Regions from separate parts of the Homo sapiens genome. Here region 1 is linked to region 2. The links are chromatin contacts, found by Hi-C or POLR2A ChIA-PET in ENCODE. All regions are on one chromosome and are shown on one strand. Each heading gives the region's core, a stretch centred on a gene start or an enhancer-like site at or near the end of the contact. The rest is flanking DNA. Distances are from core to core; before and after follow the strand shown.

Region 1 (6,901 bases), core at 3,064-5,563, 210 kb before region 2:
TCATTTGTGGCAGCATGGGTGAATCTGGAGGATATTATTATATTAAGTGAAATAATCCAGGCACAGAAATACAAACACCACATGATCTCACTCATGTGGAATCTAAAAAAATTCGTTTCATAGGAGTAGAGTAGAATATTGATTACCAGAGGCTGGAAGAGGAGGTGATAGAGGAGGAGGGGACTGGGAAAAGTCAGTCAACTGGTACAAAGTTGCAGTCAGGAGGAATAAGTTCTAGTGTTCTGTTGCACAGTAGGGTGACTATAGCTAATAGCAATGTAGTCAAGATAGCTAGAAGAGATTGTGAATGTTATCCTCACAAAGAAATGATAAATGTTGGCTGGGTGCAGTGGCTCACGCCTGTAATCCCAGCACTTTGGGTGGCTGAGGCGGGTGGATCACAAGGTCAAGAGATCGAGACCATCCTGGCCAACATGGTCAAACCCCGTCACTACTAAAAATACAAAAATTAGCTGGGCATGGTGGTGGTGCACGCCTGTAGTCCCAGCTACTTGGGAGGCTGAGGCAGGAGAATTGCTTGAACCCGGGAGGCGTAGGTTGCAGTGAGCCGAGATCATGCCACTACACTCTAGCCTGGCGATACAGTGAGACTCCATCTCAAAAGAAGAAGAAGAAAAAAAGAAATGATAAATGTTTAAAATGATGGATATAATTACCCTGATTTGATTATTATACAGTGTATTCATGCATTGAAACATCACACTCTTATCCTGTAAACATGTACGATTGTTAATTAGAAATAAAAAATTAAGAAATAACTATTTTTAGCTTCAGAATAATGAAGCGTTAGAAGCACTCTTTTTAAAATTATACATTCATAGTTTTATAACCTGCTCTTTCCACTTAAAATATTGGCAACAATTTCCATATCAATAGGTACACTTCTACAACATTTTAATTGCTATGTAGTATTCCATTGTGTGGATCTTCCACATTTATTATTGGGTAGTCTTTTGCTGTTATAAACAGTGCACAGAACGTTAATTTCCATTTGGTACTAGGTTGAGTTCCATTGTGGTTTGAATGTGATTGCAGAAATTGAACTTTTGAATTCTGACTGTGCACTTGTGCTGAAGATATTATGCTATGTGACTCAGCTGTGGGTAACTCTATAGTTAGTGAACTTTATTATAGGAAATAGTGTTATTGTGCTACATTTATATATAGAGAGTTTTACTGGTTTTTATTGAAAAGCGTGTATCTTTTTATTTAATGGCGAACATTACTTAATATGTTATAATCTTCTCTGAAATAATAGTATGTGTTTTATACATTTAGTACTTTGCTGGATTAAATTCATTACATCATTCACATTCGATATTCAGTCACATTAAGCCTTTTTTTTTTTTTTTCTTTTGAGACAGAGTCTCACTCTCCTTTCCCAGGCTGGAGTGCAGTGGCGCGATCTTGGCTCACTGCAACCTCTGCCTCCCAGGTTCAAGCGATTCTCCTGCCTCAGCCTCCTGAGTAACTGGGATTACAGGCACCCCCTGCCACACCCAGCTAAGTTTTGTATTTTTAGTGGAGACGGGGTTTCACTATGTTGGCCAGGCTGGTCTCAAACTCCTGACCTCTGGTGATCTGCCCACCTCGGCCTCCCAAAGTGTTGGGATTACAGGCGTGAGCCACTGCGCCCAGCCCCATTAAGCTTTTTATATACCAGATTTTGTTCAAAGGCTGCAGACCAAACCTTTCATTTTTGTTAACTGTCCTGTAAAGTATACTGATACAAGGTCTATGAGGTTAAAATATGTGGATGACACAGTGCAAACTCATTATTTCCAAAAAAAAGCATGTTGAACCACAGTTCCTATCAGTGAATCTAGAAAACTATTTTTATATGCAAATAATACATTCCAGTTCATTTATATACTTCTGTGCATTTTCACAAATAATAACTAATTATCCCATGATATCCCTCTTTAAGGGTGAGTGTCATTAGCTCCTGATGATTTGAGTACATTTAATTAGATATCTTTTCTGAAGTTATATTTAACTGAAAGAATATATTGACTCCAGAGGTTTTAAGCTGTTCTTTTCACTGCCATTTGTGTATATGGTAGGAAAAATGATAAAAATATTTGAAAGAATTAGCTTGGCAACATAGTAGAATAGCCTGGAATGTCTGAGAACTGCTCAGTGATTTGTGTGGCTAATAGTGCTAGGTAGAAGGCTTAGATTAGTCTTAGAATTGGCACAAGACGAGAATGAGACAACTGAGGCATTGGCCCTGGATACATGTTTTTGGTGTCTGCCAGAAAGCTTGGTAATTGAGATAAATAATATTTAAATAAAATGCTTCAAAATAAAAATTAATTTAACACAATTCAAAGAACTAATTATGAAAATTTTAAAGATAGGGTCCAACAGGGCAAAGATTAAGAGTCATGCAAGTACATGATTGAGTCCTGTTTAAAATTTTGATAGTTCGTTATCATGCATGACTTACCTTGAGTAATTTATCTATCTAGTAAGTTATTTTGCCCTCAGAACACGTGCCTCATTTGCCTTACCGTAGTAGTTTTGGCCTCGCTTATAAGAAGTCAGTCTGAAGGAATTACGGGTTTCTCTGTGGGTCAGTGTATTAGTTTTCTATTGATATGTGATAGATTGCCCCAAATATAGCAGCTTAAAACAATATCCGTTTATTATTTCACAGTTCTGTAGGTTGAAAGTTGGGGCGGGGAGGAGGCTCCACTGTGTTTTCTGCTCAGGGTCTCAAAAGCCAATATCAAGATCAAGCTGGGTTTGGCTTTTATCTGGAGACTTTGGTGGGGAAGAAGGTGCTTCCAAACTCATTCATGGAGTTGACAGAATCCAGTTCCTTGAGGTGATAGGACTGAGATGACTGCATTGTCGTGGACTGTTAGCTTTAGGGGTCACTCTCAGCTCTGAGGCGGCTCTCATATCTTTTCCACATGACCCTCTCAATTTTCTTTTTTCTTTTTTTTTTTTTGAGACAGAGTTTCGTATGCTGCCCAGCTGGAGTGCAGTGGTGTGATCTAAGCTTACTGCAACCTCTGCCTCCTGGGCTCAAGTGATCCTCCCACCTCAGCCTCCCAAAGTGCTGGGGTTATAGTTGGCCAACCCTCTCAATTTTCAAAGCCAGCAGTGGAATATCTCTCATATAGAATCTTTTTTACTTGCTCTTCTGCAGCCAGCCAAAGAAAACTTTCTATTTTTAAAGGGCACTTGTGATTAGATTGGGCCCTCCTGGATAATCTCCCCATTAATAACTCACTACTAACTGATTAGCAACCTTAATTTCATCTACAGAATCTCTCTTGGCACATGATGTAATCGTGGATGTGATATCTCGTTGTGTTTTCAGTCCTGGGGATTAGGACAGGAAATCCTCTTTTTGTTGTTGTTGTTGAGACAGAGTCTCACTCTATCACCCAGGCTGGAGTGCAGTGGTGCAATCTCGGCTCACTGCAACTTCTGCCTCCCAGATTCAAGCAATTCTCCTGCCTCAGCCTCCTGAGTAGCTGGGACTACAGGTGCATGCCACCATGCCTGGCTAATTTTTGTATTTTTAGTAGAGACAGGGTTTCACCATGTTGACCAGGCCGGTCTCGAACTCCTGACCTCGGGTGTTCTGCCTGCCTTGGCCTCCCAAAGTGCTGGGATTACAGGCGTGAGCCATGGAAACTGGCAGGACAGGAAATCTTGGGAGACCATTTTAAAATTCTGCCTACTGTAGTCAGCTAAGAAACTAATACAAACCATTCATCCTACTCACTGGTAGTGACTTATTGATATAAATATTACAAACACAAACAAATAGCTATAAATATGTATTATGGCAACATTTGTTATGACTAAAATTTGACAGAAGAAAACATTCATTCTGCAATTTGTGTCTGCATAGTTTGCTTAAATTGGGAATGGTATTGTTACAAAGCAAACCTTTTGATGATAGAGACTTTGTTGAGAAAATCTGATATAGTCAAAAGCAGATTGGGTCTTTATTATAAACTTTACATTAAAAACAATTGAAACGGAAGTTATGTTAGCAAAATAAACATGAAAATTGAAAAAAAATAGAAACAGTTTACCTATGGTTTTCAGAAAACTAATTTAAAAAATGTTGACTCATTGAAGTTTGCATTGGAAAAATACTTTGGTAAAATGTTTATTGGTGTTACACGTTCACAAACGCACACACATATGTACCATATGTACAGTCATAATTCTAGGTGAGGATGGCAGACAGAAGGCTTGAAGAGTCAGAGAAGTTCAGCCAGCCACATTTTTTTTTAAATTGTATCTGAGCATGTACTATGTATGTTTATATTTTGACACTGCTAGCTGGGTTTTCACTGGTGGGTGGGATGTGGGGGTATGTTACAGACAACTTTCACTTTCTACTGTATTCACTTCTGGTTTTTGACTATTTTGAAATAACATGTTTCGTTTCATTTCTTTTTTTTTTTTTTTTTTGAGACAGAGTCTCGCTCTGCTGCCCAGGCCAGAGTGCAGTGGCGCGATCTTGGCTCACTGCAACCTCTGCCTCCCGGGTTCAAGTGATTCTCCTGCCTCAGCCCGCTGAGTAGCTGGGACAGCTAATTTTTTGTAGTTTTAGTAGAGATAGGGTTTCACCGTGTTAGCCAGGATGGTCTCGATCTCCTGACCTCGTGATCCACCTGCCTCGGCCTCCCAAAGTGCTGGGAGTACAGGTGTGAGCCACCACGCCCGGCCAGTATGTTTCATTTCTATAATAAAAATGCAGATCGAAAATCTGTGTTGTAGCAGTGATTTAAAATAAAGTGAAATGATTTTTAAAGAGTTTAAAAATAGAGTAAAAATGTCGTAAAAACTGGGACTTGCTCCAGGCCTCTATTTGAGTTACTTTAGTAAATTTTTCTTTTTTTTGAGATGGAGTCTTGCTTTGTCGCCCAGGCTGGAGTGCAGTGGTGCGATCTTGGCTCACTGCAACCTCCGCCTCCTGGGTTCAAGCAGTTCTCCTGCCTCACCCTTCCGAGTAGCTGAGACTACAGGCACGTGCCACCATACCTGGCTAATTATCATATTTTTAATAGAGACGGGGTTTCACCATGTTGGCTAGGCTGGTCTCGAACACCTGACCTCAAGTGATCCACCCGCCTCGGCCTCCCAAAGTGGTGGGATTATTAGCATGAGCCACCACGCCCGGCCTAAGTATTTCTTTTTGAGGCAGCTTAAAGAAAAAAAGCTTTGTGTATGTGTGTCTGTGTGTCTGTGTGTGTGTGTCTGTGTTTGTGTGTGCGTGCGCGCGCATGTGCTGTCTCTTTTTCCATAGAAATAATATTGCTCTGTTCTTGAATCCAATTATTACAATGAAGGTGATAATTATGTAGAGAGGAATAACTGTGTCAAGGTATTCCTGAATGGTACTGGTGTTATGTTTTAGACCAATCTCAAGATAAACCTTAGCCATTTGGCCCCACTAGATAGTGTAGGGATCTAAACTAAACTAGATAACCTAAGTTAAATTACCTATTTCTACTCAAGTTGAAGTAGTATGCTGGCTATATTTTTTTCTGCTAGGTTTCAGTCTTTGGAGGCCTTTGGGATATTGACAGATGAGGAGATAATTGATAAGTAGTGAAGTGGACAGCTAGCATGGCTGAACCACAGAAAAGAGTAGTGGATTGAGGTTATAGGGTGATAATAGTGAGGATAGTAGTAGAGTAGTATTAGAAGTAAAATCACTGTTCCCAGGCATGGTGGCTCATGCCTGTAATTCTAGCACTTTGGGAGGCCCAGATGGGAAGATTGCTTGAGGCCAGGAGTTTGCTTAGGCAACACAGTAAGGCTCCATCTTTAAAATATATATATATTGTAAATATATATCATATATTTTATAAAAATATATTTATATAAAAAATATTTTTATAAAATATATATTTTATAAAAATATATAAATATATAATTATATAATACATACATATTATATTATATAATATATATTTATATATTTTTATATAATATACAATATAATATATATTAATATTTATATATTTAGATACATATATAAAGATATAAAAATATTTATATATTAAATGCGGTGGCATGCACCTGTAGTCCTAGCTACTTGGGAGGCTGAGGTGGGAGGATGGCTTGAGCCCTGGAGTTAGAAGGTACAGTGAACTCTGATCTGGGCATAGTGGCGGGTGCCTGTAATCCCAGCTACTTCGGAGGCTGAGGCAGGAGAATTGCGTAAACCTGAGAAGTGGAGGTTGCAGTGAGCTGAGATCACGCCACTGCACTCCAGACTGTGTGACAGAGCGAGACTCTCTCTCAAAAAAAAAAAAAAAAAAAGAAAAAGAAGGTATAGTGAACTCTGATTGTGTCACTGTACTCTAGCCTGGGCTACAGAGTGAGATCTTGTTCCTAATAAATAAATAAATAAATAAATAAATAAATAAAATAAAAGAACATTTTCTAAAGTGTGGTATAGGATGGTAGATTTTGGGTCAAGTTTTATTTTCTGTATCAGCAAAGAAAAAGGAAAGAAAGTAATATTTGAATGCATGTCTCATGCATTAAATATATGCCTCTAAGGGCTGTGTTTATTTCCATTTCATAAATGAGAATACTCAGTCCAAGAGAACTAAGTAATTTAATGTTTCAGAGAATTTCTAAATGTGGGATTTCAACTCATGTCTGCTTCGTTTTGGGGACCATGTTTTTAAAGTCTTCTCACAGTGTTATATATAATATAATTTAGTCAACATTAAACCTATTACGAATAGGTATCCTACCAAGTTGGATAATTTGAAAGAACACCAAAATAAGGAATAATATATGCCAAAAGTTCCTCCCTTCTTGCAGAAGGGTTCAGACAGTTTCTGGTTGAAGCAGAGATTAAATACATTGATAAATCAATAGACAGAGT
Region 2 (7,495 bases), core at 4,522-7,021:
AATTCAGTGAAATATGTACCACAGTGCTATTAAAAACTATTAGCACATTGCTGAGAAAAATTAAAGAACACACAGAAATAGATCCATAAATATACAACCAAATGATTTCTGACAAGGGCACTGACATAGTTTGGATGTTTGTCCCCTCCAAATTTCATGTTGACATGTGATCCCTAATATTGGAGGTTGGGCCTTCTGGGAGGTCATGGGGGCAGATTCCTCCTGAATGGCTTGGTGATGAGTGAGTTCTTACTCTCTAAGTTCATGTGAGAGCTGGCTGTTTAACAGAGTTCGGCCCCCTTCCCTCTCTCACCATGCGATGCCTGCTCCCACTTCACCTTCCTCCATGATGGAAGAAACTTGAACCCCTCATCAGATGCAGATGCTGCACCATGCTTCTTGTACAGCCTGCAGAACTGTGAGCCAAATAAACTGCTTTTCTTTATAAATTACGCAGTCTCAGGTATTCCTTTATAGTAACACAAAATGGACTAACAGAGGTGCCAAAGCAATTCATTGGTGGAAAGGACTGACTTTTAACAGACAATACAAGGACAACCAGATATCCATATGTCAAAAGAATTGCTCAACTCTTAATTAACATCATTTACAAAGAGTAATTCAAAATGTGTAACAGACTTAAATGTAAAATTTAAAACTGTAAAACTCCCGGCGAGGCGCGGTAGCTCACGCCTGTAATCCCAGCACTTCGGGAAGCTGAGGCGGGCGAATCACAAGGTCAGGAGTTCGAGACCAGTCTGGCCAATATGGTGAAACCCCGTCTCTATTAAAAATACAAAAAATTAGCTGGGTGAGGTGGCAGGCTCCTGTAGTCCCAACTATTGAGGAGGCTGAGGCAGGAGAATCGCTTGAACCTAGGAGGCAGAGGTTGCAGTGAGCCGAGATCGTGCCACTACACTCCAGCCAGGGCGAGAGCACGAGACTCCATCTCAAAAAACTGTAAAATTCCCAGAAGAAAAAAATCTTTGCAACCTTGGGGCAGACAATGATTTCTTAGACTATTTAAAACATGCATTATAAAAGAAAAAAAATCAAGAAGTTAGATTTCACCAAAATTTAAAATTGCTATTTGAAAAACACAATTCAGAAAATGAAAAGTTTGGAAGAAACTTTTCATACGTACACACACATATGAACAGACCCGTGTTCTGAATATATGAAGAATAATTACAACTGAGTAATAAGAAAATCTCATTTTAATACATAAATTATTTGAGCAAACTAACAAAAGATATTCATATACAGTCATGCATTGCTTAACTGTGGGGATATGTTCTGAGAAATGTGCCATTAGATGATTTTATCATTGTGAGAACATCATAGAATGTACTTATACAAACCTAGATGTTATAAGCCTACCACATACCTAGGAGCTATTGCTCCCAGGCTACAAACCTGTACAGCATGTTACTGTACTGAATACTGTAGGCAACTGCAACACAATGATGGTAAGTATTTGTGTATCTAAACATGTCTAACCACTGAAACGGTACAATAAAAATATGCTATTACAATCTTATGTGACTATTATTATATCTGTGGTCCATCATTGACCAAAACACCTTTATGCAGTATATGACTGTATACTAATGGCCATTAAGCACATAAAAATATATTCAACATTATTCATCAGGGAAACAAAAATTAAAACCACAAAGAGATATCAGCACACCCCCATTTGATCTTGCTAACAACCAATCTGTCAATTCAAAGTGCTGGCAACAATGAGGAACAACTGGAACCTTCATACATTGGTCGTGGGAATATAAAATGGGTATAACCACTTCAGAAAAAATTGAGTTTCTTGGAAACGCACACAATCCAGCAATTGTATTCTTATGTATTTACCTAAGATAAATGAAAAATATGCCCAAAGACCTGTAAATGTTCTTGCCAGCTTTATTCAAAATGGCCAAAAATTAGAATATCTATTAACAGGTGAATAAACAAATTATAGTATACTGCGCAATGGAATACCACTCAGCAACAGAAAAACTACAAACCAAGTAATTAATGAGTAAGGGGTGTTTTTATGGGGTGATGAAAAAGTTTTCAAACTAGAGAGAACTGGTGATCTCACAACATTGTGAAAACAATAAATATCACTGAATTGTACACTTCGAAACGGTTGTTTGGGTTTGTTTAGCCAAAGTAAAAAAAGAAAAAAAAAGGCTAATTGTATATTATCTGAATTTCCCCTCAAAAACAAAAAAAAACTTTTGATAAAAGAGCAGGAATGAATTCTCAACCCACAATGATATACCAATACACATCCATGGTAATAGCTTAAATGACAAAGACTGACAACACCAAAATTGGTGAGAATGTGAGTAACTGGAACTCATATATTGCTGATGAAAGCATTAGATAGTATAACCATTTTGGAAAATGATTAGCAGTTTCTCATAAAACTAAACATGCTGCTACTTCATGACCTAGCAATTCCACCGCTAGGTATTTAAAGCTTTATGTGGGCAGAGATTTTCATCTGTTTGTGAGCAAACAGTGCAAGACACACAGTAGATACTCAATAAGTATTTACCAAATGAATGTCTACTTATTTTAGCATTGTAATAAAAAACTAGAAACAATCTAAGTATATTAATAAAAAGCTATACAGATAAAAATGTAGTATATTCATATGACAGAATACTATATAAAACAATTAAGGCCGGGCGCGGTGGCTCACGCCTGTAATCCCAGCAATTTGGGAGGCTGAGGCTGGTGGATCACCTGAGGTCAGGAGTTCGAGACCAGCCTGAACAATATGGTAAAACCCCCATCTCTACTAAAAATAAGAAAATTAGCTGGGCGTGATGGCATGTGCTTGTAGTCCCAGCTACTTGGGAGGCTGAGACAGAAGAATCGCTTGAACCCAGGAGGCAGAGGTTGCAGTGAGCTGAGATCGCGCCACTGCACTCCAGTCTGGGTGACAGAGCAAGACTCTGTCTCAAAACAACAACAACAACAACAACAACAACAAAAAACATTTAAAACAAATACATCAGTGGCTAAAACTATCAATATCAATCCAAATCAATTTTTAAAATAATACTGAGTGAGGCCAGGCGTGGTGGCTCACGCCTGTAATCCCAGTACTTTGGGAGGCTGAGGCGGGCGGATCACGAGGTCAGGAGATCGAGACCATCCTGGCTAACAGGTGAAACCCCGACTCTACTAAAAATACAAAAAATCAGCCAGGCGTGGTGGCGGGCGCCTGTAGTCCCAGCTACTCCGGAGGCTGAGGCAGGAGAATGGCGTGAACCCGGGAGGCGGAGCTTGCAGTGAGCCGAGATCCTGCCACTGCACTCAGCCTGGGCGACAGAGCGAGACTCTGTCTCAAAAAAATAAAATAAGAAATAAAATAAAATAAAATAACACTGAGTGAAAAACACAAGTGCAGGCTATATGCAATATGATGTAACTTATTTAAAATTTAAAAACACATGCAATAATAGACATGTATAAAATATAATTTAAAAAACACAAAACACAGATACCAACTCATGATGTTGAGTACCTGATAACGGATGGGTGGGATGAGACTTCAGCTTTATTGGAAATGTTTTATTTCCTTATCTAAAAAAATACTAGAAAGAAATACAACAAAATGTTAACAGTTGTTAATGTCGGCCTCTGTAAATATAGATATTGTGTTACTTTAGTCTTTTTTTTAATCTCAACTAAATTAAAAAAGGAATTTTAGTCTTTTTTTATCTCAACTAAATTAAAAAAGGAATTTTAAAACCCTAGTGTTACATGCAAGTGAGTCAATAATGGCAAAATAATAATGAGATACATAGAAGGTGACTAAATTTTAATGGTGAATACTGGATCCAAGTACAAGTTTGAAAATTTTGATTTCCGAAAAAAACACAAAACTTAAGTGATGAATGAAAAATAGACAAAATGGAAGAGGGTAATAAGAATATTATTAAATAACAAAATCTACTTCGAACGAGGAAATCTTTCCAGTTACAGATATATTTAAAACTCACATATCCCATCTGTTGTTGTTAAAGAATATAAAAAGAATAAAATTTTAAAGGAAGCGCAGTGAGTACTGAAAAAGCTAAAGTATAAAAGTACAGAAAAAATGTAAATATAGAATCACACAATGAAATCACCAAGTTTGGCAGTATAGTAGAACAAGACAGTATATTATCTATTTTGTATCTAATATTTTGATATCTGGTCCTAGTTCCATAACTGGTATAAACTTTGTTTTATATTTTTATGATATTTATAATAAAAATATGGCATCCTACTTTTTCCACCAGTTCTCATATTTGCAATTTTTCCTCTTTGGACTGGCTGATCTCTGAGCACCCTTCTAACTCTAAAATTAAACTGGTAATTAGAACACTGCCTTCCACATAGCTGTTTCAACGACTAGATAAACAATCATTTTGAACTATTAAATAAAGAGATTTCAAAGAATACTGGGTATGATAGGCACAGATAACAAATACTAAACGATTTAAAATTTTGGTCACATAAAAATACATACATACCATTCGGAGATGTTTACTCGGCCAGTAAATGTATAATTAACTCCTACTAAAGGATGAGGCACCTGTGGCTATTCCATAAATACTGATGTGAAGATGATTAAAGTAATATCGTCTTACAGTACGTCGCCTGAGTCAGAACCAAATAAATCAATACATAAATACTTTTGGGAAAAATCAAAACCATGGAAAAATGTTACCTTCCCAACAATCTATTTTACAGAGACCCATAGTTTATAACAGCTTTTATGCTGTGTGCATCAAGATCATCTATTACACGAAAAATGATTCCACCCCCTCTACTGGCAACGCCCCAGCATCGCGGGTGAGCTGCCAGGATGGACTCCCCGCTTTCCCCTCTCCGTCTTCCTTAGAGCATCAGGTATCTGACCACTGACATCACCTGGGCACCTGACCAGCTGACGCGCGTTTCCAGGAGCCATATCTGTGCCGTGGGGTCGGGTTGCCGGCCTAAGGAGCAGGATCTGTGCGCGGAGCCCCTCGCGGGCCCGTGCATTCTGCAGTTCAGCTCAAACTGCACATTTACTATGTTTTGTTTTTATCCATCGGTTGCCAATTAGTTTCTAAGGAAGACATTCCCATTACAAAATAATAGCGAAATAAAAATAAGCACCACGTTAAAAAGAGGTCAGCAGGGAAGCACCTGAAGGCTGTTCGGGTGATCCGCCGCCGCCTCTATTAGGAGCGACCTCCACCGCCGAGGGAAATCACCCAAACGAGCCCCAGGCTGCCGCGCTCCTTCACTACAGCGAGCGTGGCCGGGAGGCGCCCTTCCGCCGCAGGGGACCCAGCCACGCCAGAAACCGCTCCTTGCGGGTTTTGCCTGGGGGGAGGCCGGAAGAACCCCGAGCAGGGCCTCGCCTGGAAGAAGGCCGCAGGCAGCGGCCGGGGTCCCCCAGAGAACCGAGGAGGCCAGCAAGGCCCCGAGAAGCCGCGCGCGCGCGCGTGTGGCCGGAGCCTCCCGCCGCGCCCCCGCCTCCCGGCGTCGCCATGGGAACCCGGGATTTGGTCTCCGGGCCTGACCGCCGCCTGAGGGGGAATAGGGGCGGACAGGAGGCAGCAGAAGCTTACCGGCGCCGCTCTTCCGCCTCCTCGGGTCGCGTTCGGCCGTACGGTGATCCGTCCCGGCACCCGTTCCGGCCACCGCCCGCGAGCCCCGCGCCGACTCCCGGCCCTCCGGCAGCCAGTGCCCCTCCGCACCAGTGCGTGGAGGTGTCAGGCTCCCGCTGCGGGAGGCGGGAGATTTAAACCGCGCGACCTGGCGTCCGCGTTCGCCCCCCTCGGGCGCCGGCCTGACCCCGCCACCGGCCCGACTCGGGATCGGAGCATCTCTCGGTCTGCTCTTGAATGAACTCGGGGACCCTCTCTATTCCTCCTTTCCCGATTTCCTCTTTACTTAATAAAGTGAAATGACAAACACCAAACCGGTCAGAACATTACGAGGAGCTGAGTGTGAGCTCTCTGAGGCGTGGGGAAGTGGAAGGCATTGGCCCGGGGCCCTCCCGGCTCCCTCCGAGCACCCCCACCCCCGGACCTGCCGGGCCTTCTGGGGCGGCCCCTTAGCACCAGTGCTCCTTAGGCGGAAAGCGTTCGCCCGCTGTATTTAACTCCCGTGTTAAAGGTTTAAAGAGGTCTAAGTTAACAACCGTTCATAACCAATCTCAAATGCACATATCCATATCCATAATGTTTATGATGAATCTTCAAGAGTAAAAGGTAAAACCGGATCCTGAAAGTCTCAGGAAAAAAACAAAAAGGAAGGCAAAACTATTTACTACTAGTAGGAGATAATTTAATAAATTCAAACTTCATTCTTTTTAAAGGTGACTCCAAAACTTAAAAGAACTTTCCTAAAACAGCAGAATACGAATTATTAATTACAACTGCGACACATAGGCTAGCAAAGAATTAAAAGGTTAACACTCGAGGTGATAATTAAAATCTGTATGATGACAAAGATGGGGTGAGTCTAGAATTTATTTTATTTTATTTTATTTGAGACGGAGTCTCGCTCTGTCGCCCAGGCCGGAGTACAGTGGCGCGATCTCGGCTCACTGCAAGCTCCGCCTCCCGGGTTCACGCCATTCTCCTGCCTCAGCCTCCCGAATAGCTGGGACTACAGGCGCCTGCCACCACGCCTGGCTAAGTTTTTTGTATTTTTAGTAGAGTCGGGGTTTCACCGTGTTAGCCAGGATGGTCTCGATCTCCTGACCTCGTGATCCGCCCGCCTCGGCCTCCCAAAGTGCTGAGATTACAGGCATGAGCCACCGCGCCCGGCCGAGGTTCTGGAATATTAACAGTACAAAATACTCACCTTAACCTGGAAATTATACTTTTAGAATAGGAAAAGTGGCAAGCTACAGAGGGTTAATTTGGACTGAAAACATTAAATGTCTTTAGACTTTTACCCTGAGATATTTGGATTTCAAGGAATAGGCAAATACCTGAGATTATGTGCAAAATTTTGTTTGTTTTTTTGAGGAGTCTACAGCTTTCCTCAGAAGGGTAAAAATTAGCGTTTGGCAAACATGAGTGATTGACCTATTTCCTTGGGATGGCTTTCCTGAATCTTACCAAATGAGGCATTTCTCCTAAGGGGCATACTGCTCTCTGGCTGTAACGATCTACCTGCCTGTCTTCCCCATTAGGTGCCGAGCTGCTTCAAAGCTGCTCCTCCCTTACGCATTTCTGCAGCCTTAGCACCTAGCACAGTGCCTAATACAAACTAGGTCCTGAATGAATGTTGAATCCATCAATGAACGAAATGAAACAAAGATAGCTAATTCACAACTGAAGGATACATTATAAAATATCTGAAAAGAACAGATTATCTTTCTCACCAAGGAATAAATAAAGTGGCAAGCGAAATGACTTTCAAATGTTACTATGCCCCATAGTAAAGTTCTTGGGGTATTTTAGAAAATGTTTGTTCCAACAAGATG

What was found. Hi-C counts contacts between places; a loop is a spot of excess contacts on that map. ChIA-PET counts read pairs that join two places held with the same protein, here RNA polymerase II (POLR2A). Pooled maps may share reads with other maps.
Region 1: a map with no recorded cell type shows a loop between it and region 2 (5-fold over the local background). The contact joins the enhancer-like site here to the promoter of ICA1L in region 2. A Hi-C loop is called at or near these places in 2 of 37 single-sample maps with no recorded cell type and 4 of 50 pooled maps. POLR2A ChIA-PET finds 5 or more read pairs at or near these places in 4 of 52 experiments (GM10248, activated CD4-positive, alpha-beta T cell, activated CD8-positive, alpha-beta memory T cell and 1 more).

Annotation. Positions count from the first base shown.
Region 1 is chr2:202,662,223-202,669,123 of GRCh38, forward strand. All of the region lies in intron 1 of FAM117B (family with sequence similarity 117 member B), which reads left to right. Among named protein-coding and RNA genes, the nearest start is that of FAM117B, 31 kb to the left of the region's middle. RefSeq lists an enhancer at 4,207-4,286. Within about 2 kb of position 4,314, at least 5 of the 41 ENCODE cell types and tissues checked have a DNase peak (open chromatin) inside an H3K27ac peak, as active enhancers do.
Region 2 is chr2:202,865,995-202,873,489 of GRCh38, forward strand. It overlaps ICA1L (islet cell autoantigen 1 like), which reads right to left and starts at 5,772. Exons shown (of 13, transcript NM_001288622.3): 1 at 5,625-5,772. RefSeq lists silencers at 5,315-5,804, 5,845-5,894, 5,955-6,084.